Regions from separate parts of the Homo sapiens genome. Here region 1 is linked to region 2. A link is an interaction called in ENCODE POLR2A ChIA-PET data of the cell type or tissue named here. Cell type or tissue: HCT116. All regions are shown on one strand. Each heading gives the region's core, and the rest is flanking DNA. Links, peaks and the distances in the headings are about the cores only.

The links. ChIA-PET counts read pairs that join two places held together with the same protein. Peaks named below come from ENCODE experiments on the same cell type or tissue, not always from the same donor. Only the 100,000 strongest peaks of a DNase experiment are listed, where the experiment ranks them.
Region 1: POLR2A ChIA-PET joins it to region 2 with 5 read pairs; 2 of 35 experiments call an interaction of 5 or more read pairs at or near these places.

The regions. Positions count from the first base shown.
Region 1 is chr12:75,901,623-75,918,561 of GRCh38, forward strand. No RefSeq gene overlaps it. Among named protein-coding and RNA genes, the nearest start is that of PHLDA1-AS1, 120 kb to the right of the region's middle. In HCT116, for the core only: no CTCF peak of the experiment used is centred there; no DNase peak of the experiment used is centred there; H3K27ac peaks cover 4,548 bases.
Region 2 is chr12:75,751,833-75,768,771 of GRCh38, forward strand. All of the region lies in intron 1 of LOC105369844 (a long non-coding RNA gene), which reads right to left. Among named protein-coding and RNA genes, the nearest start is that of KRR1, 250 kb to the left of the region's middle. In HCT116, for the core only: no CTCF peak of the experiment used is centred there; a DNase peak (open chromatin) is centred at 8,249; H3K27ac peaks cover 5,000 bases.

The DNA.
Region 1 (16,939 bases), core at 6,608-11,607, 150 kb after region 2:
CTGTGAAGTTTGGTAGAGACCATTTCTACTCCCCACAACAGTAGAACATTCAAAACAGGATCATATACATTGAAAAAAAAGGAACCTTCATTTAGACATTTCCCTGACTCCCCCATTAAAACACAGACTCTATGGAGACAAATAAAATGTCGATTTCTCTGATAACTTTCTCACAAGATTTATAGTGCTTTATATATGCTATAGACAATACTAATATGTGTTTATTTGATGCATTGTTTGAGACTGTGGTAGAATCTTTACCAGAGAAAGAACAAATTTTTACAAGTTTGAGTTTATATTTGGGTTACAAATCTAGAAAATTTACTCTGTGGGAAGGGAAATATATTCACCCATCATTCTGTGAGCTGTCCTTGTCAGCATGTCAATATAATCAGCTCCCCTGGCTCATCTAGAAAAGTCAGTAAGTCTGGGATCACAAAGAACAAGAATCCCAAGAGGGACTCAGGTACCCCACTGGAAATTAGAGAGTACATAAAGAAATAATCAATTAGACAGTGAAGCTGTGAAGCAGAAAGGACACTCTATACTCCCAGTCCGTGGCGTCCTGTGAGACCAGTAAAACCACAAGAGCCCGGCCGGGCGCGGTGGCTCACGCCTGTAATCCCAGCACTTTGGGAGGCCGAGGCGGGCGGATCACGAGGTCAGGAGATAGAGACCATCCTGGCTAACAATGTGAAACCCCGTCTCTACTGAAAATACAAAAAATTAGTCGGGCGTGGTGGTGGCCGCCTGTAGTCCCAGCTACTCGGGAGGCTGAGGCAGGAGAATGGCGTGAACCCCGGAGGTGGGGCTTGCAGTGAGCCGAAATCACGCCACTGCACTCCAGCCTGGGCGACAGAGCGAGACTCTGTCTCAAAAAAAAAAAAAAAAACAAAAAAAAAAACCCACACACTCAAGAGCCTAAGATGGAACCTCTCCCTCAGGTAGCCATGCCAAGTAGGCTAACTTAGGGATAGATAACTACCAGAACTCCACTCCTGTGGGTGCCCAGAGCCATGGGAGCTCTATCTACTTCATGAACTCCTTTGGGTAAGCCTGCCCACAGAATGACCTTGCACCAGTAAAGGCAGTTTGGGGAGTACCAACCCTAGAGATGCTAGTACCTAGAAAGGGTATAGTATCCAAGGGAGATCCTGGTTCCTGTGATCTTAGGAACATGCAAGAGTTTTGTGTCCTGGGACTAAGAGGGCTAAGAAATCAGAGTCTCTCATAAACTTTCTAACACTCAGAAGTGTCGATACTATTGACAAACATGCACTACAGTCCAGGTAACGTTACAATCATTGTGTTACTATTAATGCATTTAGTCATCACAACTACTCTCTGAGGACAGTAATCATTATTATGTCCATTTTACAGATGAGGACACCGAAGTTTCTCAAGAGTAAATAAATTACTCAAGTTCACAAAACTATGGTAGAACCAGAGGCCCAACCCAGGAAGTCTGTCCACAGACCTGAGGCTCTTAATCATGACTTTCTACATCTACATGTGCAGTATACATGTGTACATGTGTGTGTCTGTGTGTGTGTGTTACGATGATATTCAATCCACACATTGTCATAGAAACTGAATTGTCCTAAGGCATATACTTTTAGCAGCAGTACCTAACATTCACAAAAAGAATGGTAAGCATGATAAAAAAGAAAAAATAACAGGTCAAAGAATTGCCAAACCTACAGTGCAGATTAAAGAAATTCCCCTACAGATTCAGTGGGTCTCCAGAGGATTTGGTCTATCCAATAAACAAAATGCTTTCCCCCAGAGGAGTCATTCACATTAATAACCGTGAGCATGGAGTAGAATTTTACTTGGCTGGACTTTGTCTATTGAATACTTCACTTAATGCTGTGGATCAGACCAAGGAACAAAAATGAATTTCAGCTTTGTTGAAATCAGATCCCCAATTTCCTTGGTTGTCAATGTGATTAATAGGAGACCCAAATCACCTTAATAGAGAAGCAACACTCTCTACCCTCATCCTGATGCTGAGTGAGGAGGGGGCATCACTGAAGTAGGTAAGGATGGAGCAGATGTCTGGGTACCGGCAGTGTCTTTCCCTTTTGTGTACCACTGTGCCCTGCTTCAAAGCCATAAACAAACTGAGCAGAAAGGCTCAAGATAAATGACCTGATACCATTTAATGCCTTCAGGGAGATGGATGCCTAAATCCATGAGATCCATAATTTTTGGCTACATCTTTTGCATTTCCAGGGACAAAGCTTCCATGTTGTCCTTGGGTACCCCCATCTAAGCGTTTTACAACACCAATAGTAAAACAATTCTACTTTCTGCCCAAGCGTAACATTTAGTTTAAATTAAATCCATTTCCTTTGAATGTTCCATGAGCTTAGAAAACTGTTTTGCGCCCTCATAGTAATACCTATTACTGCAGGCAAAGCAATATTGTTTCTTTGCACTTTTCATTATGTATCATTTTTGTTATATTTCTTGGGGATTTCTCTAAGCTTCTTGTGTTTAATTTTGGGGTTTTTTTTCCTTTGCTCCATATTAAAATATTTTTTAAATCATATTGAAATAATACATGTTTATGGTGGAAAATTGAGAAATATGAAAAATCCCAAAGGAGAAATTTTTCAAAACCCATAATCCTGCTTCTCAGAGCTAATAACTATTTTGACGTATATCTTCCAGTCTCATAAGCCAATGCACATATGTGCTTTGGAGACTATTTTCCCTGTCACTAATTATTACCCCTACAGGGTAGGCATCTTCAACCTGAGTCTGTGTATAGACTTTACATAGTCCATGAAATTATACACAAAATTACAGACAAAATTTTATGTAGGTACGTATGTGCTTTCTTCCCAAGAAGGCAGTTGACTGCTTTCACCAGATGCCCAAAAGGGTGTATGAACTGAAAACAGTTAAAAATTCTTATTTAGCATCATGATTTTAATAGCCATATAACATTCTACCTTTTCTTTTTTCTTTTTTTTCTTTTTTTTTTTTTTTGAGACAGAGTCTCACTCTGTCCCAGGCTGGAGTGCAGTGGTGCGATCTCAGCTCACTGCAACCTCCGCCTCCCAGGTTCAAGCGATTCTCCTCCCTCAGCCTCCCGAGTAGCTAGGACTACAGGCACGGGCCACCATGCCCAGCTAATTTTTGTATTTTTAGTAGAGACAGGGCTTCACAGTGTTGGCCAGGATGGTCTCGATATCCTGACCTCATGATCCATCCACCTTGGCCTCCCAAAGGGCTGGTATTACAAGCCTGAGCCACCGTGCCTAGCCAACGTTTTACCATATTACCCGATCTTGCTATATAAATTATATTGCAATAAACACTTTGTAGCTAAATTTTGCATCTGTCTCCAGTGATTTCTTTTGAGAAAAAAAAATACTGAAATTGGAATTGCTCCAAGAATATTCACAGCTAAAGGTTTTTAATACATGTTGTCAAATTGCCTTGTAGAAAGGTGGTATCATTAGGAGTTCCATCAGAAGTATATGAAAATATACTTGCTTCAAACTAGCACTAACACAGAGGATTATTTTTTTTTTTTTTTTTTTTTTTTTTTGAGACGGAGTTTCGCTCTGTCGCCCAGGCTGGAGTGCAGTGGCGCGATCTCGACTCACTGCAAGCTCCGCCTCCCGGGTTCACGCCATTCTCCTGCCTCAGCCTCCCGTGTAGCTGGGACTACAGGCACGCGCCACCATGCCCGGCTAATTTTTGTATTTTTAGTAGAGACGGGGTTTCACCGTGTTAGCCAGGATGGTCTCTATCTCCTGACCTCGTGATCCGCCCGTCTCGGCCTCCCAAAGTGCTGGGATTACAGGCGTGAGCCACCGCGCCCGGCCGGATTATTTTTTAACTTTGCCAATTTTATTGGCTAAACTAAAATACTAATATTTGAGACTTTTTCTTTTTAAGTTCAGGGAGCAATATTATTTGTAGCACAGTCATGGCTGATGTACTCAGAGCATAGAGGAAGAATTACATCTGCCCTGGATGGTCTTAGCTTTATTCCCCCACAATGACATGATATTGCTGATTCATGATCAGCAATGATCATGATCGTTGATCATAGATCAGCCCTGACCCACAGGTCTTTTAAAGCAGTGATGGTGGCTAGCCAATTCTATAATTATTTTTATGGTTTATATAAGTCCTTACTCTCACCCTTATATAATTGGATTTCATCCTGTTTGCCTAGGGTTGTGCTTCCTATTTAATAATATCACACTGGTCTGTTTGATGTTACATCACCTATAGGCTAAATAAGCACACCTTCAACACCTTTAGTCAAGACGTCAATGATTCCAAGGGCGATAAGACCACTTGACATTTGCCCCTCACATTGATACCAGGTCATTGGAAACTACGCTTCTGGGAGAATCATCAGGGAAATGTTCTACTTGCCTAATCACAGAAACTCTACAACTAGACTCTGGCTAAACAGAACATAAATTATACTGAAATCAATAAAGACAGGGTGAGCAAAAAGCCTTTGTCATGATTAAGAGTGTATGCACTTGCAGTTACATATCTGGGTTAAATGCCAACTCCTCCATTTGCTGTCTATATAACCCTAGGCAACTACTTCCACATGTCTAAGCTTTTCACACATAAAACAGATTTATAGGCCAGACACAGTGGCTCACACTTGTAATCCCAACACTTTGGGAGGCTGAGGCAGAAGGATTGCTTGAGCCCAGGAGTTTGAGGCCACCCTGGGCAACATAGTGAGATCCCATCTCAATAAAAAATAAAAAATTAGCCAGGAATAGTGGTGCATGCCTGTAGTCATACTCAGGATGTTGGGTTGGGAGGATCACTTGAGCCTTGGAGGTGGAGGCTACAGTGAGCCATAATTGCACCACTACACTCCAGCCTAAACAACAGAGTGAGACCCTGTCTCAAAAAAACAAAAACAAAAACAAAACAGATTTATAAAGAAATTTGCCTGGCATGGTTGCATGCTCCTGTGGTCCCAGCTACTCAAGAGGCTGAGGTGGGAGGATTGCTTGAGCCCAGGAGTTCAAGGTTGTAGCGAGTTATGATCATGCTACTGTACCCCACCTCTAAAAAATAATATTTTAAAAATAATAAAAAGAAACTTGTTTGGTGAATATGTCAAGAGCATGCCTTCATGTTGGTTGCTGTGAAGTTGCAATATTCTTTCTACACAGTATTTTGCAGACTCCCCTATATAAATCAGTAACCACCACCTCCATACCACACACTCTCTGTCTCCCTTATCATGCCTTATTTTTTTCTCCATTGCATGTCTAATCATCTGACATATGACATATTTACTTGTTTGTTTTTTATCTGGCTTCTCTCACTAGAACATAAGCCCCACGAGAGCAAACATTTTCCATTTGCTTCCTGCCTTAGTGCTAGCACATTGGGGAATAAATGGATAGTTTCATTCTGAGGATGGAATGATTCAGTCTGTCTACAGCAGTGTATTAGTTTCTTAGGGTTGCCATAATAAAGCACCACTAACTGGGTGGCTTAAACAGCAGAAATGGATTGTCTCACAGTTCTAGAGGCCAGAAGTCCAAGGTGTCAACAAGACTGATTCCTTCTGAGGGCTGTGAGGGAGAATCTTCCACACATCTCTTCTAGCTTCTGGTGGTTTGCCGGCAATCTTTTGTGCTCTGGATTTGCAGACACATCACCCCAATCTCTGCCTTCATCTTTACTTGGCACTATCCCTGTGTGTTTGTCTGTCTCTATGTCCAAATTTCCTCTTTTTTTAAGAAGACAATTATATTGGATTAAAGCCAGTCCTAATGACATCATTTTAACTTGATCATCCATAAAGACCTGCTATGGTTTGGATATTGCTTGTCCCCATGTAGAAATTTGATCCCCAATATGGTGGTGTTGGGAGGTGGGACTTAGCGGCAGGTGTTTGGGTAAGGAGGGTCAGATCCCTCATGAATGAATGGCGTGGTGCCATTCTTGAGGTAGTCAGTAAGTTCTCACACTCTTGAGACTGGATTAGTTCTCTGTAGAATGAATTCATTCCCACAGGAGTAGCTTGTTAAAAAGAGTTTGGTTTCCCCAGTTTTTCTCTCTTGCTCCCTTTCTTGCCATGTAACCTCTTTGCATGCGCCTACCCTTCTGCTTTCCACCATGAGTGGAAGCAGCACAAAACCCCTAACCAGTAGCAGAGCAGATGCCAGTGCTTTGCCCCTTGAACTTCCCAGCCTATAGAACTGTGAGCTAAAGAAATCTATTTTCTTTATAAACCACTCAGTCTTAGGTATTCTGTTATAGCAATACAAACAGACTAAGACAATCCTATTTCCAAATAAAGCCACAGCCCCTGGGAATCAGGACTTCAACATTTTGGGGGTGTACACAATTCAACCCATAGCAAGCAGATAGCACAGTGCCTGGCACTCTGTTGGCACTCAACTATTAGCTCTTCTCATTTGTTCATGCAATGGGATCATTATCTCACAGAGAAAATTAATTGGGTCTGGCATGACAGGTTCTCGCAAGTCACTATGACATAAACTTACTCTGAGGAGACATTAACCAAATTTGCTACCCATCTCATGCCTTTGACTCTGAATAACAACCAACAGGGAGGAGGAGCCACAATGAAATCAAAGTCTTCGCAATCATTGCATTCTTACCCATTATTTTATAGCCAAGAAAGAAGAGCTCAAAAGGTAATTACTTATCCAAGGTTAAAGCAAAAGCAGAACTAGAACCTCGGCTTTCTCACTCCTGGATCCTTTCTTCCTTTATATAAATCTATCTATATATATTTAAAATTATCATGATGGACACATTTTAAAATGGGCTGATTATAGAAATAGGTAGTTCATAGATTAGTCTGAATGATTAACACCAAATAGAAAAAAAAATAACTAGAAAAATAAATCTCCAAATCAAGAACCAAAAGAAAAATAAATAAATAAATTGAGATATTTTTGGCCAAAATAAACTACTGCATTTCATCAAATCTAAGATTCCATCTATTATAAGACACACCATTATTTTAGCTACCAAAAAAGAAAAAACAGTACTACTGATCAATGCATGGCCTATATCTATGATAAGAAAGAATTTGCCTCCCAAATTTTGAGGTGTTAAAGTATGAAAATGTATGAGTCTCAAAAGCTACAAAACACGGTAAAATTACTCCTTAGAAATTGGGCCAAATCTTTCATTTATATAAAGCGTCTTTCCCAGACTGGCTAATGATAATGCTGCTGATAGAAGAACAGGTAAAACAGATTTTGAAACACACAGCTATATTAATCAAGACCCCCCCTTAAGCAATTGAAGACAGTCAGATATTCTCCTAATGTTTCTACCAAACCAAACATGTGTTTTGTACCTCCAGGGACAAGAAGAAACCAGCAGGAGAGAACATTTGGATCAAAGAGATGAGAGTGGAGAAGAGAGGAACACAGAGTGATTCTCTGCCAAAGCAAACATATATAGGCAGAGGGAAGTGAGGGAATGACATTTCCTTAGTAGATTCTCTAAAGTAAAAATACAAAGAATTCATCTGGAGCTGAAACAACAGCTGTAGGGTCTTGATGAGCCCCATGTGAGGGCGAGGAACCTGTGAAGTTTGCTTTCACTGTCTCTATCCTGGCAGAAGACCAGAGCTGCCTCTGGCTGGTATTTACAAAGAACTGGTGAGGAGCCAGCTGGCTGCTGGAGGCATGTTTCCGTATCATTCCTCACATGCAAAATGCTCTGCAGCTGGAAAAGAGTCACAATGGCTGCAGCCAATCAAGCCTAGGCAATATGTCCAGCCTTTCCTCCCTTTGTCCCCTCAACCCCTTCCTCAAGAGAACACAATTGGCAAAAATCCAGCAGTGTCCAATGAGGAAGGGACTGAGGAGGCCATGGGAGGATGGTTAAGCTAGCAGAGACAACTTGCTGTGATTGTCATTCACTAAATATTTACTCAACATCTACTATGTTCTGGGTCCTTGGGATACTGATAAACAAGACAGCATGTATATTCTGGTATTTTTGATTTGGAAAAATTTTGTGCCCTTGGCTCTTCACATCAACTTCCAGTGGTGAGGGAAGGAAATTGCCACTGCTTGTCCCTTTGTTCAGTCTCTTCAACGGGTTCACATTCTCCCACCTGCTCTCAGGAACAGCCATGGGAATACTGGCTCGGCAAGGCAACTCAGGAAATCTAACAGCCCTGCTAAGCGAAGAATTTAGTATTTCATCATAAACTTGAAAAATCTAGGAGTGCCTCATAGGAGAAAAAGGAAGGAGGAAAGAGGGACGTGATTGAGATTAACAAGAAACAGTATGGCCTCAGCCTCCAACCATGTGCTGAATAAGTTAGTGCAATTATCTTGGGAGGGTAAACACTGATGGCCATTCAAGCTGACAGTGGGAGCCGGACAGTTGACATTTACAACAATGCTCAATGCAAATCAAGGCACTTGCCCCAGAAATGGAATTTCATAGATTTATTCTTTGAAAGGCCATTTCTTTCACTAGTCTGGGTCAGCAGTTAAGCTGAAAGAGAAATATTTCTATCATTTGGCAAATTTTTTTCCAAAGCATCTAGTTGATTAGGCAAGAGAGGCCTTTAAAAAGTCTGATTTCTTGTGTGGTTGTCAGGCAAACAGAATGAGAAAATATCAAACAGCAATCCCATTTCCAGAAATGATTAAAACAAATATTTCCTCTGAAGTCCCTGGTGCTCTGCGTGGTGATGGGGGACCTCACAGCCCAGGTGTTCTGGAGCCGTTCCAGCCCTGCAAATATCATTTTAACATGCTCCCATAACTCTCAAGTCTTCACCTTGAATAAGCTAAACTTTCCATGCCCCTGCTGCCTGCTGTTCCACAGAAATTGATTAAAACCCAGAGCTGTCATTCACAAGTTGGGTGACCTTGAAAAGTCAGAAAGCCTCAAGCAAAGCCTCAGCACTTTGTAACTGCTGTTCCCTTCACCTATATAGTGGTGACCCCCACAACCATCTGCTACTCTCAGATGCATGAACCTATTTATTTGCCTCACAGCACTCAAAATAATACTTGAAATTATCTCACTATGGGTTTGCTTATTTATCACAGTCAGCTTCCTGAGCACAGAGACAATACCTGCTTTATGTATCTCTGAATCCTTGGCGCTTAAAATGATTCCTAGCACCTAGTAGATGCTCAATAAATATCTGTTAAATAAATAAAAATCATTCCAATTATTTGAGCCAAAGTTTTATGATAATAATAATAAAAGTTAACACCTATCTGGTAGGGTTGTTTTAAAGATCAGGTGAGATCATGTTAACAAAAGCAGAGCCCAACACATTAACAGGTACTCAAGATATATTAATTTAAATACACACACACACACACACACACACACACACACACACACAGAGTCATGTGCTGCATAACAATGTTTTGGTCAGTGACAGACTACATATATGGCAGTGGTCCCGTAAGATTTAATGGGCCATGCACAGTGGGTCATTCTTGTAATCCCAACACTTTGGGAGGCTGAGGCAAGAGGATTCCTTGAGGCCAGGAATTCCAGACCAGCCTGGGCAACATAGCAAGACCCTGTTTCTACAAAAAATTAAAAAATTATCCAGGTGTGGTGGCACATGCCTGTAGTCCTATCTACTCAGGAGGCTAAGGCAGGATCGCTTGAGCCCAGGAATTCAAAGTTAAAATGAGCTATGATTGTGTACTGCACTCCAGCCTGGGCAAGAGATTGAGAGCCTGTCTCAAATTAAAAATTTTAAAAATAAAAATAAAGATTATAATGGAGTTGAAAATTTTCTATTGCCTAGTGATATCACAGCACAACTTATTATTCATGTGTTTGTGATGATGCTGCTATAAACAAACCTATTGCACTGCCAGTTGTATAAAACTATACCACATATAGCTGGGCATGGTGGCTCACACCTTCAATCTCAGCATTTTGGGAGGTTGGGGCAGGCAGATCACTTGAGGTCAGGAGTTTGAGACCAGCCTGGCCAACATGGTGAAACCCTGTCTCTACTAAAAATGCAAAAATTAGCCAGACGTGGTGGCAGGTGCCTTAATCCCAGCTACTCGGGAGGCTAAGGCAAGAGAATCACTTGAACCCAGAAGGCAGAGGTCACAGTGAGCCAAGATCACACCGCTGCACTCTAGCCTGGATGACAGAGCAAGACTCCATCTCAAAAAAAAAAAGTATACCACATACAATTATGTACAGTACATAATACTGATAAAGATAATAAATGACTATATGTTAATGGTTACTTTAGAGTATACTCCTACTTATTTAAAGAAAAAGTTAACTGTAAAACATCCTAAGGCAGGTCCTTTAGGAGGTATTATATTTCAGAAGCAGGCATTGTTATCATAGGACATAACAGCTCCATGTGTGTTATTGCCCATGAAGACCTCCCAGTGGGACAAGATGTGGAGGTTGGAAGACAATGATACTGATGATCCTGACCCTGTGTGGGCCTAGGCTAATGTGTGTTTGTGTCTTCTTTTTTAACATAAAAGTTTAAAAAGTAAAAATAAATTTTAAAAAGCTTATAGAATAAGAATATAAGGAAAGAAAATATCTTTGTACAGCTGTACAAGGTGTTTGTGTTTTAAGTGTTATTTCAAGAGTTAAAAGGTTTTTAAAAATTTTTTAAGTTTATGAAGTAAAAAAGTTACAGTAAGCTAAGGTTAATTATTATTAAAGAAAGAAAATATTTGTATAAATTTAGTGTAGCCTAAGCGTACAGTGTTTACAAAATCTACAGTAGTGTACAGTAATGTCCTAGGCTTTCACATTCACTCATTCACTCACCACTCACTAACTCACCTAGAGAAACTTCCAGTCCTGCAAGCTTTATTCATAGTACATGTCCTATACAGGTGTAGCTTTTTTTTTTTTTTTTTTTTTTTTTTTTGAGATGGAGTCTCTTTCTGTCACCCAGGCTGGAGTGCAATGACGTGATCTCGGCTCACTGCAACCTCTGCCTCCCGGTTTCAAGCAATTCTCTGCCTCAGCCCCCCGAGTAGCTGGGATTACAGGTACCCGTCACCTCGCCTGGCTAATTTTTGTAGTTTTAGTAGAGACGGGGTTTCACCATCTTGCCCAGGCTGGTCTTGAACTCCTGACCTCGTGATCCACCTGCCTCAGTCTCCCCAAATGCTGGGATTACAGGCATGAGCCACCATGCCCAGCTAAGGTATAGCATTTTTTATCTTTTGTACTGTATTTTTACTTTTTAGGTATGCTTTTTATGTTTTGATATGTTTAAATGCACGAATACCATTGTGTTACAACTGCCTACAGTATTCAGCATAGTCACAGGCTGTACAGCTTGGTAGCCTAGGAGTGATAGGCTATACCATAAAGCCTAAGTGTGTAGTAGATTATACCTTGTAGGTTTGTGAAAGTGTACTCTATGATGTTTGGCAATCACAAAATCGCCTAAGGACGCATTTCTCAGAATGTATCCCCATCATTCAGCCATACATGACTTTACATAAAATACATACGCACATTTTTTAAATTAGTGACAATGTACAGATGAATAAGAAACTCATCTCGGCCAGGCATGGTAGCTCATGCCTGTAATCCCAGCACTTTGGGAAGCCAAGGCAGGTAGATCATTTGAGCTTAGGAGTTCGAGACCAGCCTGGCCAATATGGTGAAACCCCATCTTTACTAAAAATGCAAAAATTAGCCAGGCCTGGTGGCACATGCTTGTAGTCTCAGCTCCTCGGGAGGCGGAGGCAGGAGAATCACTTGAACCCAGGAGTCAGAGGTTGCAGTGAACCAAGATTGCACCACTGAACTCCAGCCTGGGCGACAAAATGAGACTCCGTCTCAAAAAAAAAAAAGAAAAGAAACTCATATTAATCTGTGTAACACAAGTTTGCCAAAGCCTTATAAAGCTAAGGGTACACATGGGAGTCAGATCAAGAGTAATTGCACCAATTCATTCACTCTTGTTTCTACCCACACACTTCAGGACCCCTTTCCAGAATTGCTATTTCCTTCAGATTGTTCTGTGAGTCACTAGGCAGTATCAGGTGTTATCAAAAATGCTGTCAATGTGCCCACTCCTTTTTCCTTCCACTCCCTCCCACTTGTGGGAGGCCTAAGCAGAGGTGACTGCGGAAGGCTGCAGCAGGGTGCTGCCCCTGGGCTTACACAGACACCACTCCTGAGGGGCTGCTGTTGTCCAGGTATTCCCGAGCCCTCACTTTGTGGCAGACATGCTGTGCCTAACACAGAAGTGGGAGGATGCACCCAGTGTCCGCTCTGAGCCCAGCCCAAGCCAAAGTAGCTATTTAAAACTCCCTGTGTCTGTAGTTAAGGGCTATTTAAAACTCCCTGTGTCTGTAGTGAGGCCTAGCGTTCTCCTTTCCATTAACCTCTCTGATAGGCCATATGAGCAAATCTGGCAAGCACACAAACATTCATTTTCAAGCAGGTGCAAGAGTCATGGAGTTTGTTCTTCAACTCAATACACTTCAGTGCACTTCTCAGTGCACTGACGATTGTGGCCTCTGAAAAGACTGTTGCCTGCAAATTTCACTAGCAGCATATGGGACAGTGATATGGTTTGGATGGGTGCCCCACCCAAATATCATATTGAAATGTAATTCCCAGTGCTGGAGGTGGGGCCTGGTGGGAGGTGGTTGGATCATGGGGCAAAGTTCTCATGAATGAGAATCATCCCCCCTTGGTTCTTTATACAGAGTGAGTTCTCATGAGATCTGGTTGTTTAGAAAATGTGTAGCACTATCCCCACCCACCCCCCCCATCTTCTCCTATTCTTTCCATATAAGATGCTGGCTCACACTTTGCCTTTCACCACAAGTAAAAGCTACCTGAGGCCTCTCCAAAAGCAGATGCTGCCATGATTTCTGAACGGCCTGCAGAACTGTGAGCAATTAAACCTCTTTTCTTTATAAATTACCCCATCTCAGGTATTTCTTTATAGCAATGCAAAAACAGCTTAATATAGACAGTATTCTGGTAGCAGGCAGGTACAGCTCCCCTCTGGTTAGAATCAAGATAAAATCCTCTATTAAGCACCTGACAAGAGACCCAGTATACCCTAGGTCTAGAACACCAGTTCAAAAGGGAGTCTACTACCTTTGCCAGATTCTTAAATCCTATTCCTGTGATATTGGAGATGCCTGTACAATATTCTACCAATTCACATTTTATGAACAGCTGTTGTTTCAGCAAAAGGAAAATAATTTCTGATATCCTTTACCCCAATTACCATATCCTTCAGGGCTAATCAGAAACAAAGTGCTTGCAGTAAGTAGGTTCTTTCATACACTTATTTTTATTGTTTTATGATTTAAAAATAGGTTTAATTATGGAAATCTCAAATATATTCTAAACTAGAGACTACAGTAATAACCGCCCTTAACCCATCACCCACCTTTGACAATTATCAATCCCAGACCAATCTTGTTCATCTCTATCCAGCTAGTCTTCCTCTCCCCTCATACCCAACCCAAACAATGACTTATTTTGAAGCAAATCCAAACATCACATCATATCATCCACAGATGCATTAGTATGAAGCTCTAAAATATAATATAACCACATCTTAAAATCATTATCACACATTCAAAATTAGCAATATTTTTGTAATAAAAAATGTTTTCAAGTGCAAACCACCCACATTGTATTTCAAATGCTAACTAATTGCCCCAGGGTGTATATGAAAACAAAGTAACATATGGATTACACTGACCAATAAAGTATATTTAACATTCCGTAAATATCCTTTTGTTAAAATTCATATGATATGTCGGTTTGGGGTGGCAGGGTTGGGGGAGTGGGGGTGGGGGCAGGGCAGGGAATGACCAAACCACCTCTTAAGTAATATACATTGTGTTTGGGCACTGGTTCAAGGGAGGAGGGAGGAGAAGAAAGAGTGAAGAGCTCTGTGCCATTGTGCTTTTTAGTGAGGCAAGATTAACCATCATCCCTTATGTCTGTGCGTTTGTTTTATTTATCTGTGTATATAATGTATACAAAGGACAAATGAGTCCTAATTTACAACACCCAGTCTTTCCAGATGTTAAAGAGGTTGTCAGTGTGTGACAAAATTACAATTAGTAAACTAATATATTTTGTATATTTTGTTTTAAAATTCCTGGGAAAGATTCTCTTCTGAAAATCCGAGCATTATAACCCACTGGGTTGAAGGAGATAGGAAGGTTCTAGGCCAGAATGTTCATATTCGAAGGCTCTTTCAAATTATAACTATTGTTATATGTGTGCAGTTTATTGAAGACTGCTGTGTATATAGAGGACAAATTAACTCCTTATCTAAAACATCTAGTCTACCTAGATGTTTAGAAGTGCCCAACATCTATTAAATGTAGAGGTAGTAAAATATCACTTTGTAGATACCTTTTTGCTAAAATTCATAGGAAAGATTGTCTTTTGGAAATGGAATTGTTAAACCACCTCTGTGAGCAATATGGTACTACACCTGTTCAAAGGTTTAGAAGAGGTGGGAAGGAAGGAACTGCAAAGAGTAATGTGCTAGTATGTTCAGTAGTTTCAGGCACCATTTTTTCTGTGTGTTTTGTGCATTTTGTTTTGTTGCATATATAGTGTATATATAATGGACAAATGAGTCCTGATTTTATAATATTTCATCTCTAGATATTAAAGAGGTTGCCAGTATATCACAAAGTATATAGTAAAATTTATTTATTTATTTATTTGTTTGTTTGTTTTTGAGACAGAGTCTTGCTCTGTCGCCCAGGCTGGAGTGCAGTGGCGCGATCACGGCTCACTGCAAACTCTGCCTCTCAGGTTCACACCATTCTCCTGCCTCAGCCTCCTGAGTAGCTGGGACTACAGGCGCCCGCCACCACGCCCGGCTAATTTTTTCTATTTTTTAGTAGAGACGGGGTTTCACCGTGTTAGCCAGGATGGTCTCGATCTCCTGACCTCGTGATCCACCTGCCTCGGCCTCCCAAAGTGCTGGGATTACAGGCATGAGCCACCGCACCAAGCCAAATTTATTTTTTTTTCCAAGATGGAGTCTTCATTCTGTCACGCAGGCTGGAGTACGGTGGTGCGATCTTGGCTCACTGCAACCTCCACCTTCCGGGTTCAAGCAATTCTCCTGCCTCAGCCTCCTGAGTACCTGGGATTACAGGCATGCACCACCATGCCCAACTAATTTTTGTATTTTTAATAGAGACAGGGTTTCCATTAAGTCTGGATACAAATTATGTCCTCAAATTGGTTGAATAAAGTCATATGTCTATTCATTAAGACAGGGGTCACCCAACATTCACGTTTTAAGGAATAGGTTCAATATTAGGTAAATGTCATGGAACTATATAATTTAGCCTTGGGGTCTTTAAAGCCATCTAACTGCGTGTAACACTCCCTTCACTTGCCTCTGAAGATCAGAATATGCTACTCAAAATATGCTACTTTGACATAAGGATTATTTTGAGCTGAAAGCAATTGAGAATCAAAAGATACAGGAAGAGATCTAGTGTCTTCCACTTATCTACCTAAAAGTCTTATCAAAGATGAAGAGTTTGCATAAATAGGCCTTACTAAAATAGCCTTTATCTTCCATTAGTTCCTACCACACACTTCCTACTCACTTCCCCACAATTTATCATACTTTGAAGTCCAAACCTTTTTTCCTTTGTTAAAAGGAAAGGGTCTATAACCACTCAAGTTTAATCACTTCTTTGAGTTTCACTTCTGCTCTGTGAACAGCCAAGCATGTAAATGTTAATAAAATCATGTGCCCTTTCTTTTGTTGATCTGTCTTTTGTTAGTTTAATTTGAAGGTCCCCATATACTGAATATAAGAGGGTAGAGAAAAAATTGTTCCTACCTGACAGCTAGATCCCTGAGCCTGCACATACTCTATATTATGCTATTTCCATCCCTCGTTCTTCTAGCATTCTAAATTCTACAATTGCTTTGTCTCAGGTAGCTTTTCAGTAGCAAAATCCTGAAATACTTTATACTCTGATATGATTAACTAATAATAGCTTAATATATCATCAACCAAAAATGCATTATAAATTAATAAAATTTTGTTAGGAAGAAATACTAGATTTATAACTTGCAATGCACACCAACTTAAAAAAGAAAAAGTGAAAAACTTAAAAAAAAATTTATAAGATTGCCTCTTCCTGAGAAAAACAAAGCCATGTTTAGCCTACGTAATATCTCTCTAATGGTATAATTCCAGGTAGTCTGATTAGGCGGTGGTAAAGATAGTGAGGAGGGAGCTGTTCTAACATCTCACATCATACCCTGTGATGCTACTTCCTGGCCCAGTTCTAGAGTGTGAGCAATTGCTGTTGTTTTCAGACTAGGAAGTAAGCAAAATAATGAGCAGACATATAATTAACTCTCAATTAGCCTCAGTAACTGGGGTCAGGAAATGCTTCACTAGTCAGATATCCTGAGAAATCATATTATTAAAATGCAGTCACTGAAAAGTAGAGAAAAGACTAAGAGGACACCCTCTTTTCACCATGTGAAAAATAAAATTGAGCTAAACTCTTTCTTTTTTTTTTTTTTAAATAAAATCAGATTTGTCTACTCTCTAATAGAAATGCTTACTTGTTTTAATTTTACCCCCCTATCTTTTCACCACTGAATTCCTGGGCAGCTGGGTTAATGACCAAACAGCAGGAGGACAAGAAATCAAGAGGCCTAGATATTCCAGCAACTTAACAATCAAGGCATAACTTACCCATCCCCTTCTCCCTCATGAGTGTTCATTGTTGGGGCTCAGGATATTCCACCCCAAAATACGACTGTAGGAGACCAGAATATGCCATCCCAAAATATACCTCTTTCGCTCATTTTGAGCTGGTTATTCTGAGAAACTGCTAACATAGAAATAGCTCTGAAAAACTGTCCTTTTGTAAAATAAATTTACGTCTATAAAAGAAATTTTTTTATAAAGAAA
Region 2 (16,939 bases), core at 5,677-10,676:
TTACCAATGTTCCAAAAATCTATGACTGGGAAATATCTATTTCAACTGCATCAATATGTCAACCAAGGTTATGTTGATCAAATTGTTTCCAGCTAAATTGCTCTGGTCAAATAGTAAGATAGTTAATAATTCTTAGACTATGTACCCTCTGCTTCTATCAAAACATTCTAAGGATGCCAAACATTTTAGAAACAGTATCATTCCATGAACTCTAATCAAGTTATTATTGATCTACACCACCAAATTTACTGTGTTCTATAATTATCTAAATGGTGGTTTTATTATTATTATTATTATGGAACTTAACATTTAACCCTTGTTAAATTGATTATATCACCTTTGTTCTTTCCTTCTTACAAGGTGCTAAGTGGATCGCTTAAGAGGTTATGGGGGAAAAATTTGTTCCCAGATGAGAAAGATCATGTTCTGCAGAATTACTCATGCATCTTCATGACTGTTCCTGCTTCCCCGCCTCCCAGGTCCTTGGCCTTCCCTCCTTGCTCCCAGCATATTATTAGCCAGCTCCTAGTACATAATATGCTTTCAAACAAATCATATGTATTGAGCATCTACTGTGTATCTAACACTTCCACATAGGAAGCGTTATTCCTCAACAGCCCTCCTTATTTCTCAACAGCCCAGTTGATAGGTATCTACAGGTGCAGAAACAAGGGGTAATTGATTAAGTAATTTCTTGAAGTTCCACAGTTATTCATTGACGAGAGTATGATATGAACCTATATCTGAATGGTTTTATTGCTAATGCTGCCTCTGGGTATTTTTTGGCCTTGGCTTCTTGCCTTTAACCTTGCCCTGCAAAATCTCAGGTAGACTCTGTCACCTCCTCTCTGATTTCCAACACTAACCTAAACATCCTAGGTTTTTTCCTGTGCATTATCCATAACCATATTGGATGAGGTGCTTCCTGACTATTTAGAATTTGGGTATCCAACGTACAAGCGTTATTTTCAAGATCTATAAGAGTTTATATTTGCTCACCTAGATTTTCTTCTAAGGCATTGATAAGATTTGTGAAATACCAAAAAGAGAACCTTTCCAGAGTGCTATCATTTTACATTTTAGAATGTAAAAATGTTGAAGATGAAATAGATGAAATGGTAAACATAATTTGAGTATATATTAGACAACCTACAATTCACCTTCTTGTCCATGAACATATTTTAACAAATTGTCAAATACCTTGGTGACATCAAAGCCTACAACATATCCCTGATCTATCGTTTTAGAAAAATTATGAAACAGTAAATCCAATACATACTGGACTATACTGGTTCATGTACTTGAACAGTTCAAAGATAGGACTGGGTTGATGCAGATGCTAAAGTAATGTCACCCAGACCTAGTCTCTCTTCTTGGTTCAGTGCTCCTCCATTTTGACCTCCATCTTAGGGTTTACATAATACATGATATATGCTGGCAGCTCCCAGCCTACACCCTCCCAGGCCCACTACATACAAATCACTTTCATTGTTTGAGGAGTTACAAGAGGCATACAACTAAGTAAGACAGCCTTTCACCACAAAAGGCAGTATAGTCTAATAGAGAAAGCATGTGCTTTGGTGGAAAATAGATCTGGATTTGAATCTAAGACTTGTCCTTGAGCAACTTATTCAAACTTGGTGTCTTAAATTATAAAATGGAGATTCTATGTAGTTCATAGAGTTGATGTGAAATCCTAAAATTTGAATGAAATAATGTAAATTAAGTGCCTAGCATAATGCCAGGAACATTGCAGCTGCACAACCTATCAGCAAAAGTAAGTATACCAATATAATAATGCTAGTAGTGATATATGTTCTGTAATATTGATGTAAATTAATATACTAGGGTTTCAGAAGGTTCATATCTGATTGGGGTGATGGGGCTAGAAAATATTTCATGGAAGAAATGGTATTTAATGTGGGTCTTGGAAGGATGAATGAGGGCCAGGCCCGGTGGCTCATGCCTGCAATACCAGCATTTTGGGAGGCCGAGGAGGGCAGATCATGAGGTCAGGAGGTCAAGGCCAGCCTGACCAACGTGGTGAAACCCCGTCTCTACTAAAGATACAAAAATTATCCAGGTGTGGTGGTGAGCACTTGTAATCCCAGCTACTCAGAAGGCTGAGGCGGGAGAATCACTTGAACCCAGGAGGTGGAGTGCGGTGAGCTGAGATCACGCCACTGCACTCCAGCCCGGGCAACAGAGTGAGACTCTGTGTCAAAAAAAAAAAAAAAATAGCCATGAAGCTTTCATGTCTAAAGAAAAGGAGATTATTTTCTTAATTTTAATATTTCTTAGATTTAAAATGTGAAAATGTTGAAGATGAAATAGATGAAATGGTAAACTAATGAATCTCGTAATAAATCTCACACAGATTTATGAAATGTTTTCTCAGTGAATAAAAAGACAAATGAACTGTGATCAAATGATTCAAGGACAGTCATGAGATGTAGAGAACATGTTATTTTCTTTCTTAGACATACCATCATCCATAGCTCAGGCAGGATGTTCATCTCACACTTCAGCCCTTTGAGGTGTAAGCCAAGCTACAGATGCAGTGACAATAGAAATGCTATAAAATCAGGGATGCCACAGTCCAATTTGGTGCAGTAAGAACACAAAGGAACAAAGTATCAGAAAAGATGAAGCACATGTTCTCAGTATGTTTAGTTGCAAAGATAAAGTTCACAAGGAAGAAAAAAAGTTTTAAGTCTAAAAACCTTTTTTTTCTGAGTGTGTTTTGCTTTTGGGACCAAGTTGCAGGTTAATTTGGGTGGCTAAATAAATCAATAAGTTATTATTCTGATGTGGATATAGTACTTTGCCTTTAAAGAAAAGTTTCTCTCTTACATATTATCTTGTTTTATCTAGTTAAGGAGAGGAAAGGATGGAAGACAGAGGGGAGAAAAAAAGGTCAGACATATAATCAAAGCATCCTAATAAAAATTGGTTGGTATGGAGCTAAAGGGAAGCTATGGATTCCAATCAATTTGTACCTCAATGAAATGTGTGTGCTTTAAACACTGTGGTTTAAACCTTGTGGTTTGCAGACACACTGAATTTCACAGATGTGTAATCAAGGAAGTCACCATCACACAAAGTTCTTGTGAAGTAGCTTTCTGAAGTAATTCACTCAAATTCTCCTGATGGTGAATGTGGGGAACATCAACCCATTTGTTTGGGAGAGAGGGAGTTCCCTGACTCTTACTTCCAGGAAGGAGGCCATCTTTATGCACAATCTGTTGGCCCCACTTAATTTCTTCAGTTTATTTCCCCTGGCTCAGAATCCTGAAAAAAGTCTAAACGTGAAAATGCTGCACCTGAGAGGGTTTATATCTCTCAGTGCGGTAGAGGCAATGTCAAAACTATAAACTACCTGATACCTGAAATAGGCTGATAGCTTTTAAAAGTCACAATCCAAACAGAGCCCTCTGTTTACATTTCCTTATGTGAGTGAAATACCAAAGCAAACCAGATGTCTTTTGATGGGCTCTGGATTTTTACACACACACACACACACACACACACACACACACACACTACATCCTGTCTCACACCTGAAATCTTTATCCATCCTCCCAACTCCATCCTTACCATCATGGCCATTCATGGCAACACACATGTCTGTTCTGTGCGAGTTCTAAGGGAAAGTAAATATGAAGTATAGAGGCGTAGACACGTATTTGCCACTCCTTTATTTAACAAGTAATTGGTAAGTGCTTACTATGCCCCAGTCACCATATAATCAGTAGGCACTATATGGCCAGTTGTTTTATGGGTTACCCATATTCTAGTAACTTGGAAATCCTGCAATAAAGAAAAATTATCAGAACAAAACTGGAAATAAGATACCACTTCTTCTATTTACAGATAAGGAAATTAAGACTCAGAGATATCAAATAGATTGGCTGAGGGCAAGTGCCTTGTAAATTGTAGAAGTGGGCTTTGAACCAGGTGTTCCTGATTCCAAACTCCATGCTCCACACCACTCGGACTCTTCAATAACTTTTTATGTGTCTATTGATGTGAACCAGTATTTACTCTGATGCTTAAAAAAGAATTCTGTTTAGAGGAATGTAAACCAAATAAACAACTCAATCCAGAAAAAGAGTAGGAAATAGGCAAGCAAAGCACAAAAGTCCCAATTACTCAACTAAGCAAGCCATCTTAATAGAACCTGTAATTCATCTCACTTTCTCTGAGAAGCAACGAGTAGGCAAACTCTGAGCTAGTGTTCATTTAGTATTTAATATTTACTTCCGAAACCCATTTCTGAATTGAAATTCTGACTGAAATGAAGACATAATTATCTTCTGCTCAGGACCATGAGACATTAATTTACACACACATTTAAAAAATCATTTTATTGAATTAGACACCTGATCTAATAAGCAGAGATGTCCACTGTCTCTTGTGCAGTTTTCATCATCTTCTCTCTGGCCCTCCTCCCAGTATTATTATTATGCTCTTTGGCTCTTGTGTACACAACAAGGAACCAAGTGATGAGTGATTCTCTAGGCCAGAATATCATTTATTGATTTTGAATGCACACAAGTCAGAAAAGAACAAATAAGCCAATGAAAAGTATAACCTTATTTTTTTTAACAACTGTTATGCTCATTTAAGAAACAACCAAAAGATACCAACACCACCCTAAAATTAAGAAATAAAATTAATCTATATTAAGAGAAATACAAAACAATCCTCCATTCTACACAGAATTAATCCCAGGCTGGAGGAACATTGACACATTTCAGGAAGCCAAAAGAAAACTCTGCAAATCAGGAAAAAGCAATCTGAATGCAATGGCCAAAAAAGGGCTTTGCAGAGTTTAACACTGAAGACTGAGACAAAGTCTAATATTTCTTATCTATTATTTTAGAGGCTTAGATATATATATATATATATATATACACACACACACAAAGAGAAGGAAAAGCTGCATTTCTTGTCTAATGATTAAGAGCAAATAGGGTGAATCAGAATTTGTTAAAATTAGGTGCAGCTGCAAGTGACAAAAATGACAAAATAGCAATGGTAGAAGTGCATTTCTCATATAAATAGAGTCTGTGGGAAGACAAGTCATGGCTAGTAAGTAACTTTACACTAAATCACTCCCGCTCTGTCCGACACTGTGCCTGGACTTACTTGCTTTCTTGCCTTACATCTATAAATACAGCTCTGTCTCATCTCTGCTACGCAAAGAAAGCAGCCCCAATGGGCATGGAAAAGAATTACTCAATAAGCAGTTACCTATTTGGAGGGAAAATTGATCTGAATGTCAAATCAAACCATAAGCCAGAATAAATACAGATGGATTAGAATGCTAAAGTTTTTTTTTTTTTTTTTTCAAAAAAAGAAATCAAAGCATGAAAGAGCTAAAATAAGGGCAAATATTTATCAACATCCTGAAGGGGAAGGTCCTTCTAAGTTTCAAAGGAATAAAAGAATTCACAAAGGAAAAGTTCAATAGATTTTACTATGTAAACGTCTAAAATGTCTGTGTGTTAAACTATAACCAAAATTATAAGAAACTTTTTAAAACTGGGAAAACAGTTGCCTTAAACATGATAGAGAACATTTTCTATCATATTTGAAATTGCTGAAATAAATAGATAGAATAATTATTGCGACCCACCACAGCTCCACACATTAACATGAATGAATCCTATGAACAAAATGTTACGCAAAATGATCCACTCACAGGAGTTCAGAGTATGATTTCATTTTTATGAAGTTCGAAAACAGGCACAACTAAACTAAATTGTTTATGAATCCCTACATAGGTAATAAAAATATTAAGAAAAGCAAGGGATTGATGATCCAAAGTCAGGATCATGTTTTGGGTGAGGGAGGGAGGCGGGAAGAGGAAACACTGGAGAAGGCGATGGTCTAGCAGGCAGGAAGGGAGATGCGGAAACAACGTTTTACATTCTGGTTCCTAACTTGAGGGCTGGTCGCACAGTCCTCTGTAGAATTATATTTCAAGCTGTACATATGTTTTATACACTCTTCCGTATGTACCACATGTACTTCCCAATAAGACGGGGGAAAAGATCTCAAAAGATAAATGGGAAATGGATGTGCACAGAAAATTCACAAAAAGTGGAAATGCAAATAACTAGCCATCTTAGGGAAAAATATCCAGCTTACTAGAAGTCAAAGATATGTAATTTTTCAATCAATACACTGTCATTTTCTGCCTAATATTTGTGATAATATTTTTTCTTTCTATAAAAACTTAATGCTGATAATATAGTGAAAAAGTACCCTTAAACACTACTGAAAGAAGTGAGAACAATTAGGTAATATGTGTCAAAGGTCAAAACCTGTCTTTAGGCCGGGCGCGGTGACTCATGCCTATAATCCCAGCACTTTGGGAGGCCGAGGCGGGCGGATCACGAGGTCAGGAGATCGAGACCATCCTGGCTAACACAGTGAAACCCTGTCTCTACTAAAAATACAAAAACAAAAAATTAACCGGGAGTGGTGGCGGGCACCTGTAGTCCCAGCTACTTGAGAGGCTGAGGCAGGAGAATGGCGTGAACCCAGGAGATGGAGGTTGCAGTGAGCCAAGATTGCACCACTGCCCTCCAGCCTGGGCATCAGAGCGAGACTACTTCTCAAAAACAAAACAACAACAACAACAAAAAAACCTGTCTTTAACCTTCAACCTACAAATTCTACCTAGGGTATCTGTGAAGAAATAGTCCTAAATTGGAAAGGAAAAGCAATAAATATCAGACAATTGATATTGATACCAGCTAAAATTGTTAAATGCTAATTCTCTAATATGTAATCAAAGGAAAAAGCAAATAACTGTATACTTAAATGACAGACTATTACATAGATAAAATAATTCTTATAAAATTATAATAATGTAGAAGACATTATATTAAAAGAAATAAGTTGGACACTAAACTGCATATATAGTTTGGTACATTTGTGTAGAAGTATGCAAATCTTTTACCTAGAGGAGAAAAAGTCTAGAAGGAAATATATCAAAATGTTACAACTGTGATTTTCTTTACAAAGTTGAAACTATGATAAATTTTCTTTTGAAAAAATGTCCCTGAATGTTCGAATTTTTAAATGATAAGAATACATCATATGCAAATTAATTTCTCTTTCTCTCTCTCACTTTCTTTCTATCAAGGTTCTTTAAGGTATTGCTGATCCTGTCCCAATGGGATTGGACATCAGCCAGATTTCTGATTTTGCAACATCCAGTCAGAATCAAACTTTCTATATTCACATTAGCCATGTCTTGATTTATACCTTCTTTCCAACCTCTGATCAATGGTCTTATTTCCCAGCTCACTGTTCACTTTCACTTTTCTAACTTAGTATTGAGCTGGGCTGACCATCAATTTTCTGACATCTTTCATGTAGCTCTGCATCAGCTCTCTTGTTCCCCAAGGACAGCCCTAATGTGCATGGCCTTTCAGGGATTTAGTGGCGCAAAGATGCTCTAAGTTTTAATTCTATGATGGGGGTTAATTATAGTTCCCTTTGTTTCCATTAGAGGGATTGGTATATTGCACAGAGCTACAGCTAGATTAGTTTTACCTTAGCGTAGTGTAGTGGTTTAAAGCTTGGACTTAGATTCAAGTAGACATGAGTTTGAGTCCTGGTACTACCGCTTAATTGTTACATGACCTTAAGCAAGTTATTTTTTTTAACTTAGTTCCTCTTCTGAAAAATATAAACTAATACCCGCCTTAAAACTTTTACTGATCAAATGAGATGATCCATGTAAAACTCTTCATGCCTAGCATTTAAAAAGTATTCCATCAGTGTTCTCATTATCATTATCTACTTGTACGGCATCATCCCTTCACCACTTCTCACTTCAAATGTAATATTCTAATAGAAAGTACAACAACCAATCATTTTACATTAATTATATTGCAGTTCTTTGTCTTTTTTGTCCCCTGCCAAGCCAACAATTTTACCTAAGAATGTTCTTCAAGAAACACTGCTCTTAATTCTTCCATGCAATAGATTCCTTTAAGCAAGTATAGGATTCAACAGAGTCCTAAAAAGAGGTTAGGAATATGCATTGAGTCATGTCCCTGTAGAGCTGGAAAGCGGAGCAACCAGTGCTGAAAGAGAGTGCAAAAGCTGCCTTAAGAATTTGGAGCCAGAGTCTTTGAGAACTTCTCAAGCATAGGAATCAAAGAAAAAGACCATGGAAACCTTCAAAGTCACATGTGGGATACTAGGAGTATGAATCATAAAAAGTAAAAATAGTGCCTTTGGTTTGCCCTAGCTTGATGACTTTGCTTTAGCTCACTAGCTGACTCAATGAAAACCATCAGTCAATTCTGTTGTTTTGCATTTTGAGAATATGATAATTGACTGACTGTTTCACTTTGGCCATCTTGTGAGTAAGCAGTATACCCCACCTTGATTATCACAGAGTAGCTGCCTGAATTACATGGTAAAAATATGCACATTCACCTTCAATGTCTTAGCTGGAAATGCCTCCTCTTTGTGTCCTAGAAAGACCCTGTCCCTTTCATTTTTTTTTTTTTTTTTTTTTCTGCAGGAAATCTGGACCATCTGCTGGGGAGAAATCTGTTTCTTTGCAGGATAAAATGCTCCCTACAAATGTAAAAGCTTTTATATCCCAGGACTGTTATTCAAAGCACCTTTAAGCTCAGCTTCTTACAGCGCCGTCTGAAAAAATACAAAACAACAGCTATGTCTTTCAAGTAAAATCAATGGTTTCCTCACAAACTAGACTATGTGTCATACAACATAAAATGCAATTATATTTTGGATCAGACTGAGCAGTAACAGGACTAGGGTAACAATGTTATCAGCATTTACCTTGTTAAATTCATATCCGAGGACAGAGGCTTGCTCATTTCACATGATATCTTACCTGATTAACTGCAAGCAAATGGATATGGTTTCTGTTCTGCCTTTCTGCCCCAGAAAGGGGCCAAAATATACATAGGCTTAGAAAAAGGCAGGTGTTTCTCCACACAATTGGATCTGACTTGAACATTTTGCACAGAAAAACCGCGAAGACTCTGGGTGACATATTCTATGCTTAACTATGTGTTTAACATTTATAGGTCATTTAGTCCTCATCTGTATTATAATTTTGCTGTGTGCCACAAATGCAAAATGAGTTTTAGTGCTTTTTGATATATGACTACAGTTTATTACATTTCCATAAAGCTGTCCAATATTTACTAGGGTTTTATACCTATATTAAATGATTTTCTTCAACCGCCAAGGAGATGATATTGCCATAGTAACAGTGTAATTTTCTAAACCCCATTTTCAGGTGTCTTTGGTTTCATCCAAGTGGTACATTTTCCATTTAACGTAGCAGTACATAAAGTCATTAACGTGACAGTTGAGTACCTTTATGTCTGTGCTAAGAACACTGACGGAAACATTACCTTTGGGTCATATGAAACAATTATTGGAAAAAGCTGCAGGAGATAGTAAACAGCTTAGGAAATTCAAATTTTCTCCTTATAAGCAAATGACAAAGAAAGAACACCTTGAAAGTTCACCTTGCCTACTGGACATCTCTCTGAGCCTTGGCAATGAGACAAGGAAAGTGACCCCTTCTTTCCAGTGTCTTACGGGGTACCCTAGCACTGGGTACCCTAAATCCTGATCTTGGGGTGCTCAATATCAGGAAAAGTTTGTACCAGTGTCAACACAGACCTCTGATCCCTCTACTGGTTTTTATTTCCTTCACAAGCTATAAATACAGATTTTTAAAATTTTGTTCGTATGTTTGTTTTTTATCTATTCATAGACCTCCATAGTTAATCCAGAGTGAAGTAGTGAGTTCCATGGGAGCAGGTACCATCTCTGCCTTTTATCTTACATTCTGAGCATTAAGCACAATCTCTGGCACATAATAGGTGTTGAATAAATAAATAATTTAAGTGAATGATGTAACATTCCTTCCACGTGTAGACCCGCAGCCCTGTAGACCCCTGGTTAGCAAAAAAATAAATAAATAAATAAAATAAAATACTGTTTCCCTTCAGGGGGAATAAAGGTGCAATAAACTTAAATTATTTCATTATAGGATTTCAGTAGGAAAGGCTTAAAAAAAAAGCTGCAACTCCAAACATAAATTGTGTTTCAACCATCCTTGGGCTAGGATCCCTGTCCCAGTCCCACCAGCCCCTCAATGATGGCATGGGCCAGGCAGAGTGGTTTATATGGTGGATGTCTCTATCTGCACTAATGTTGCAAACCAGCCTGCTCTTGACTAGCTTTTGCCTTAGGCACACCCTGCACATCATGGCAGCTTGATTCACTAAGTCATATTTCCATATTGAAAGCTTTGACTATAGCAGAAAGGATGCCTCCATCCCTCCCACCTATTCTATGTGTGAAGGACACTAGTTTCCTCCATGGAAAGACATCATCCATAAAGGTCTCAAAAGAGACAGAACAATAAATCTAGTCTTGCATTTTCAGAATTGTTTTCCTATCTAAAGAAAAATAACTTTAAATTAAAGTGAGTATTAAGTCAATATACCTCCAAGTTTCAAGTAAAAGGGAGAGTGTTCAGATACAAAGAAGCCTGTTACTAATACCAGGTATCTTCATGTGGAAAAATTCCTATCATTCAAAGCAGGAAGCTGTACTAGTGGATCTCACTAAGGCAATAGCTAGAAGGTTCAAGGCATAGTGCTCAAAAGGCCAAGCCAGCCTGGGTTCCATCCCCATAAGAAGCAGTTAGCTTGTGCTGCTTCATGGCCATAGCTGTTCCACTCACTGGGCAGCCCTCTCATTCCAGTGGTCAAAAAGGGAATCCAGCAAGAGAACATGGGTAGGTAGCGCACCAGGAGAGAAAAGACATCTTAGCTCTCACACTTGATTCACAACAAACCAGAAGGGTAATTTTCACATGTGAAGGACAGCACGTTAGCTGACAGATCAATAGTATTATCAGGAAGATAAAAATGTAATAAACATTCCAAATTTCATTCTTATTGAACCACAGGAAGATAAACAAAAAGGTTATGGAAGTATCAGTCCTGAATATATTCTATTTCTAAACTGAATCCCATATATGTCCTTTCTAAAATTCAAATTTATAAATAGGACATTAGTATAAGCTACTGTGATCAAGTACAATAAGTAGGCATAATTGACACAGTAATTGATGTTTGATGAAAAAACACAAGGTAACTGCATAATTTCAAATATAAGAGAGAATTGTTTTTCCAAAAACCAACTGGAGATGTTGGTTCTTTCTTTAATATCTTATTTTCAGAAGACATGAGTACTTCTATTTATTTATAACTCTTCCTCTGTTAGTTCTGCAAGAGGAAAATCTCATGGCACACCTTCAATATTTTATCTCTTGGATTAATTGTAACAATATAATAATATTTCCTTTTGTCATATTAATAAAAAACAAGAGCTTTGCTACAAAAGTTACTATTTAATGAAAATCCAGTGTAATAAATACAATATGTTTTTATTATCACCCAATTCCCTCAATCTCAAAATCAATATTAATTAAATATATAATAATAAATGGATTCATAATGGAGAATAAAAAAATGCAACCAGTTATGGCCAACTGTATAGTGTTTAATGGCTGAAATATATTACAAAATTACTGATCATTCAGCATAAATATTCAGCCAGAATCTTAGAGGGACAGAATAGTTTCTTCCTTGCAATGAGTTCCATTTTCCCTTTTAGATAAATGTATGTAGCTGGGATTACAGGTGCACGCCACCGTGCCCAGTTAAATTTTGTATTTTTAGTAGAGATGGGGTTTCATTATGTTGGCCAGGCTGGTCTCAAACTCCTGACCTCAGGTGATCCACTAACCTCAGCCTCCCAAAGTGCTGGGATTACAGGCCTGAGCCACTGCGCCTGGCCTCAGGTAGTCTGTTTTACAGAGGAAATACAGAGTGTCAGACAATCCAGTAAGTTAGCTCATTAATTGAAGTCAGTTACAAGAAATACTAGCAACATAATCAGCAGATTTCACTTTCCTAGCTGACTTCCCTCAAGTTCAATGTGGTATTTGGTTTTGTTTTAGAATATAACTTCTTTTCTAAGACTTCTGATTTCCCCCATATACAAATCCATTAAATTTATGATGCAAAGAAAATATACAAGCAATATAAAATTACCTGTGAGATAATAGTTATTTTTTGTAAATATGTGTCCATGATCTAAAACTGTTTTGTGTGAGACTTGTTCAATAGTAACTTTGGTCCCTTGATATAGAGCAGGGGTCAGCTGCCTATTTTTGTAAGCCTAGTTCTGGAAATCAATAACACTCTCTAGACGTCTTGTTAATAATCCCTCCTTAGATCACTTAAAATCTCTGCTAGGGAGGATACATGAAAGGTTGGCCCAGAGTTTGGCTGTGGACTCAATAGGAAGTTGAAATGCAGCCCGTAATAAAGGTGAGACAATGAAAAGAAGGTGGGCTTAGGAGAAATCCAGCTCTGGGGAGGAATGCGGGTCCAGAAATGGATTTTGTTCTTACTTCCCTTTTGTGTCGTGTTTATGCCAAGCCACAGATCTTTTTAATGCAAAAGCAGTTATTTCAGGCTGAAGTCTGATCTTTCAGCAGGAGAGTTTCTAGGCAGTTTCTTTCACATTATTCAAACTGCTTCTGCTAATTGATTGCCTTTTGTTTAGAGTCCAAAATGGAACATTATACTTTTCATCAATTTTCTCAGCAGTCTGCAAATGTACTATTTATTGTGTGTAAAGTTCTACTTAAATAACATTCAATCATCTTTCCGACAAATTTCAGTGAGCAATGTTCCTGGAGATGCTTAACAACCTGTAAAGCCTATTCATTGTGTGAAGTGCCTCTAATGATAAATAGCCAATATAGGAACTCTTTAGGCTTATAATTTCTTTAGATGAATTTTCTTGACAGTGTTGAACAATGAATACCACTGTTTGCAAATGAGTATGTCATACATTCCCACCAGCTATTCTTAAAGCTGCCCTTTTTTGGGGCAATTGCATAGTGGTGTTTTGGGGAGGGAGGTGAGGAGCATAAAAACTTCATAAAACATATGTATCACTGTTGTTTTAATATATTTTTATTTCTATTCAAAAGGCACTTCACCTGAAGCAGTGGCTTCATCGAAAGCTGGTATTAGTAATTTTTATTCAAAGCTTCCCCAAATAAGCAGAGTCTATAAATGAAATTGTCTGTTATTCACAACCTGATCGTTGCCACTCTGCTTAAATAAAAACCTTCACAGCTTAAATCAAAACCTTCACACAGATTATGTAATTCTATAAAACAGTTGAAGATCATTAAATTGGTCCAATTTCTTTTTTGTTTTATATTTATATGAATTAAGGACAAAAAAATGCATCTATTGAATACTTACTATATCAGGCACTGTCATCACCAGGTATACAAAGATAAATAAGATTGCTGTCCCAAGACAATTTGGCCATTCATAGGTGTCGGGTTCTCTTGGCAGCCTCTACTAAACCTTTAACCCAGAGGTAAAGGAGAGCTATTGGTGCCCTCTCACACAACCTCACTACTGTTTGTATATTACAATAAAAGCAAGTCTCAGACCAAATTCTGCCAAGCATGCATTTATTAGCATGGATGTGAAACAATCAAATACATGCACTGTCATACAATCTGTCCCTGCAGGCTCAGTGAAGTCCTAGCTTCTGTTTTTAGTCACTCAGGACAGCACCTTGCATGAAGGGTGTTCTGGTGGCAGAGGGGCCTATGTTCCAGCAGCAGGTTTCAGCTAACCATCTAATCTAGATTGCTCCTGTTAAGTGGGGTGAACACAAGATTGCTGGGTTTGCCAGGTTCTCATAACCCATTCATAGAAGACAGAGGTGTTTGTACTATCTTTCCGGGCAGTATAATTATCCTGAATGCCATCCATTTCACCTATGAAAAAATACTTCTATTATCCCTTGATCTCAATTTAGATAGTATTTCCAAGTGATTAGGTTATAATAACTCTCCTAGAATGTAGACTATAGGAGCTTGGAAATGCCACTTCATCACTTTTTGAGATTGTACCTATTTAGGATACTTTATCAACCTGCCAGTAGGATGTAGAGTTTGTCACTAACTGACACACATACATATCATATCATCTATGAAGAAGTATTTCAAATAAATTACAGGCGGTAGAACATGAGTTTCTCAGCACCACAATACTTACATGCACAAAAATCTAATTGAGTACAGAGAAGGGAAGGATATACTCAGCCTGGGGTGTTAGGGAAGCTTCACAAAGTAGGTTATATTTGAATGGAGTCTTGAAGTTTACCAGGGAGAAAAGGGAGTTGGGCATAAAGGAATCCCAGGCTGAAAGAACAGCTTGTATAAAAGCAGGAAGACAAAAGACAATCATGTGTGATCATGCATGTAGTGTAAGAAATCCAGGGCAGCTGAAACATGAAATGAGCAAGGAGGTAAGGGGAAAAGTGAATGACAGAACATGAGGTTCTACAAACAGCAGATAGCTTGGACTGCCTTTGATTTCTTCCTTTCCTTTTCTTTCCATCATCACCATAGCATGAGATAGTGGAGAGAATGGAGTACTCTCAGTTAGAATTTGTCACTTCTTGGTCATCCAGACTTGGGAAAGTGATCTGCTGGTACTCATTCACTAAAATGTTGATTCACAGACCTAGCTAATCACTGAATCAAAATACAGTTTCCCAAGCCCCATCCCACACCTCCCAAATCAGGCTCTCTGGAGGTGGCTCCTGTAATCTGTTCTTTTTAAATTCCTAATTTGCGAATCGCTGTCTTAAGTGCAGGAATTCGCCTTTGTTAAAAATCCTGTAAGTGGTTGTTATTTCTTTTGGCCTATTTCTTCCAAGAAGAAAAAGGAGAGAGAAGCAACCTGAAGAGTCTGAAATAGTTAAAACATAAAATCTTTAAAATCCTTTGGCCAAGTTGTGGCATTTGTAGGGGGAGGGAAAGATTATCCAAAGGTAAAAGACTTTTCTCCCTTTGAAGCTATATTGGTGTGATGTGAATCAAACCATTCATGCAGAGAACAAAAGCACTTTTGACTTCAGCAGCCAGTTAAGATGGTAACTTAAATAAACAGGGAGGAAAAGAGATATGACAAAAGGTCAACTTAGTCATAGCTTCTTGAGCTTCAACTGAAGCAGTGCCCAAGGCTGAACAGCTGAATTGAGTTGGCAATTATTCACCCTTCCAGAGGTTCCCAACCTGAAGTCACCAGACCTGTGAAGCCAAGTCAGAGGGAGGTCAGGAAACTATTTTCAATATTTCAAAATTTCTACTGGATTGCTTCTCAAAGTGTTGTTCAAGGAACAGTGAGGTCTAAACCACCTGAATGATAAGGACAACACTTGTTAAAAAATGAAGATTCCCACCCCAACAGATCATATTTTAGATTATTGGGTGTGGAAACTGGATATCTGTATTTCTTTATTTTTTAAAATTATTTATTTATTTATTTATTTATTTTTTGAGACAGACTCTCACTCTGTCACCCAGGTTGGAGTACAGTGGTACCATCTCGGCTCACTGCAACCTCCATCTCCCAGGTTCAAGTGATTCCCCTACCTCAGCCTCCTGAGTAGCTGGGATGCACCACCACGCCTGGCTAATTTTTGTATTTTTAGTAGAGACGGGATTTTGCCATGTTGGCCAGGCTGGTCTCGAACTCCTGATCTCAAGTGATCTGCCCGCCTTAGCCTCCCAAAGTGCTGAGATTACAGGTGTGAGCCACCGTGCCTGGCCCAGATCTGTATTTCTTTTTAAACACTAGAAGATTATGAAAGAACTAGTTTGTGATAAGGCTAAGAAAAATATATCTAACTAGCACCCCAATTTCCTCTTCTTTGGCTGAAACTACCAAATCATTATGGAGATTCTTTCCTATGAAGGAGTAAAAGACATACTATACCCAAATATGCCATATTGATTATTTCAAGCTGAAAACACTGGAAAATTGTAGTTTCAAGAAAAGGCTGACCTGTCTTTTCCTGTCAGGTGCAAGCCATAAAGATTTCTTTGAGACAGGTGCCTTCCCACTACCAGGACAAAAGAATAGTTCTTAACATTGGAGCCAGACTTGGCACTGCAACAGGACTGAATTAATTAACTCTGCCACTAGCTTTACACTCCATGTATATACCTCCTAGTGACTCCTCTAGAATTTACTACCCCAGGCAGATTTCTTTGTCCTGTCATTTCTTCACAAATTTATTTTTGTCTAAAAATTATAAAAGCTTTGGCCATTTCTTGGGACTTCACACTCTGGTGGAGATGCCCCCACACTCAGGTAAAACATGCATGCTTTTCTCTTGCTAATTTGCCTCGTGTCAGTTTGGCTCCCAGACCCAGCCAAAGAGCCCATAGAAGAGTAAAGGTGCAGTGAAGGGTATCCCTACCTCCCCTACACTTAGCTCATGCTAATCAGTATTCCTAACAATCCCATATAGGTCTTCGATTAATAAAAGTGGAGAAATAAGTTATTGAGTGATAAATACCATCTACTTAGTAGAGTAAAAGCTATCAAAACATGGGTCAACGGAGAAACTTTTAAAGGAATTCTTGATAGTGAAAATTTAAAATGACTTACCTTTGACTGTTCTCCTCCTCCCTTCTCTGCTGAATACATTTTGTCTAGAATCTTCAGAGTAGAAAAATACACATGAAAACAATTTTCCCCCCGTTCCTCTCTCAACATTCCTTCCCTTATCCCTCCTCTCCACATGTCCCCCTTTTTTCAAATGGGATGGCTATTCCACTATTCCAGTTGGCATTGGGTCTGGTGCCCTGTGAGGGAGCCTACATTTCTGAAATACTTCTCTGGGAAATAAAACACCAGTAACCTACCACTACTTGATATAACAGGTATTTCCAGAGCCAGCTTTGTTAAGGATTTGCTGCATGGTTCATGGGTGTTTTCTCCTAATGTCAATTATC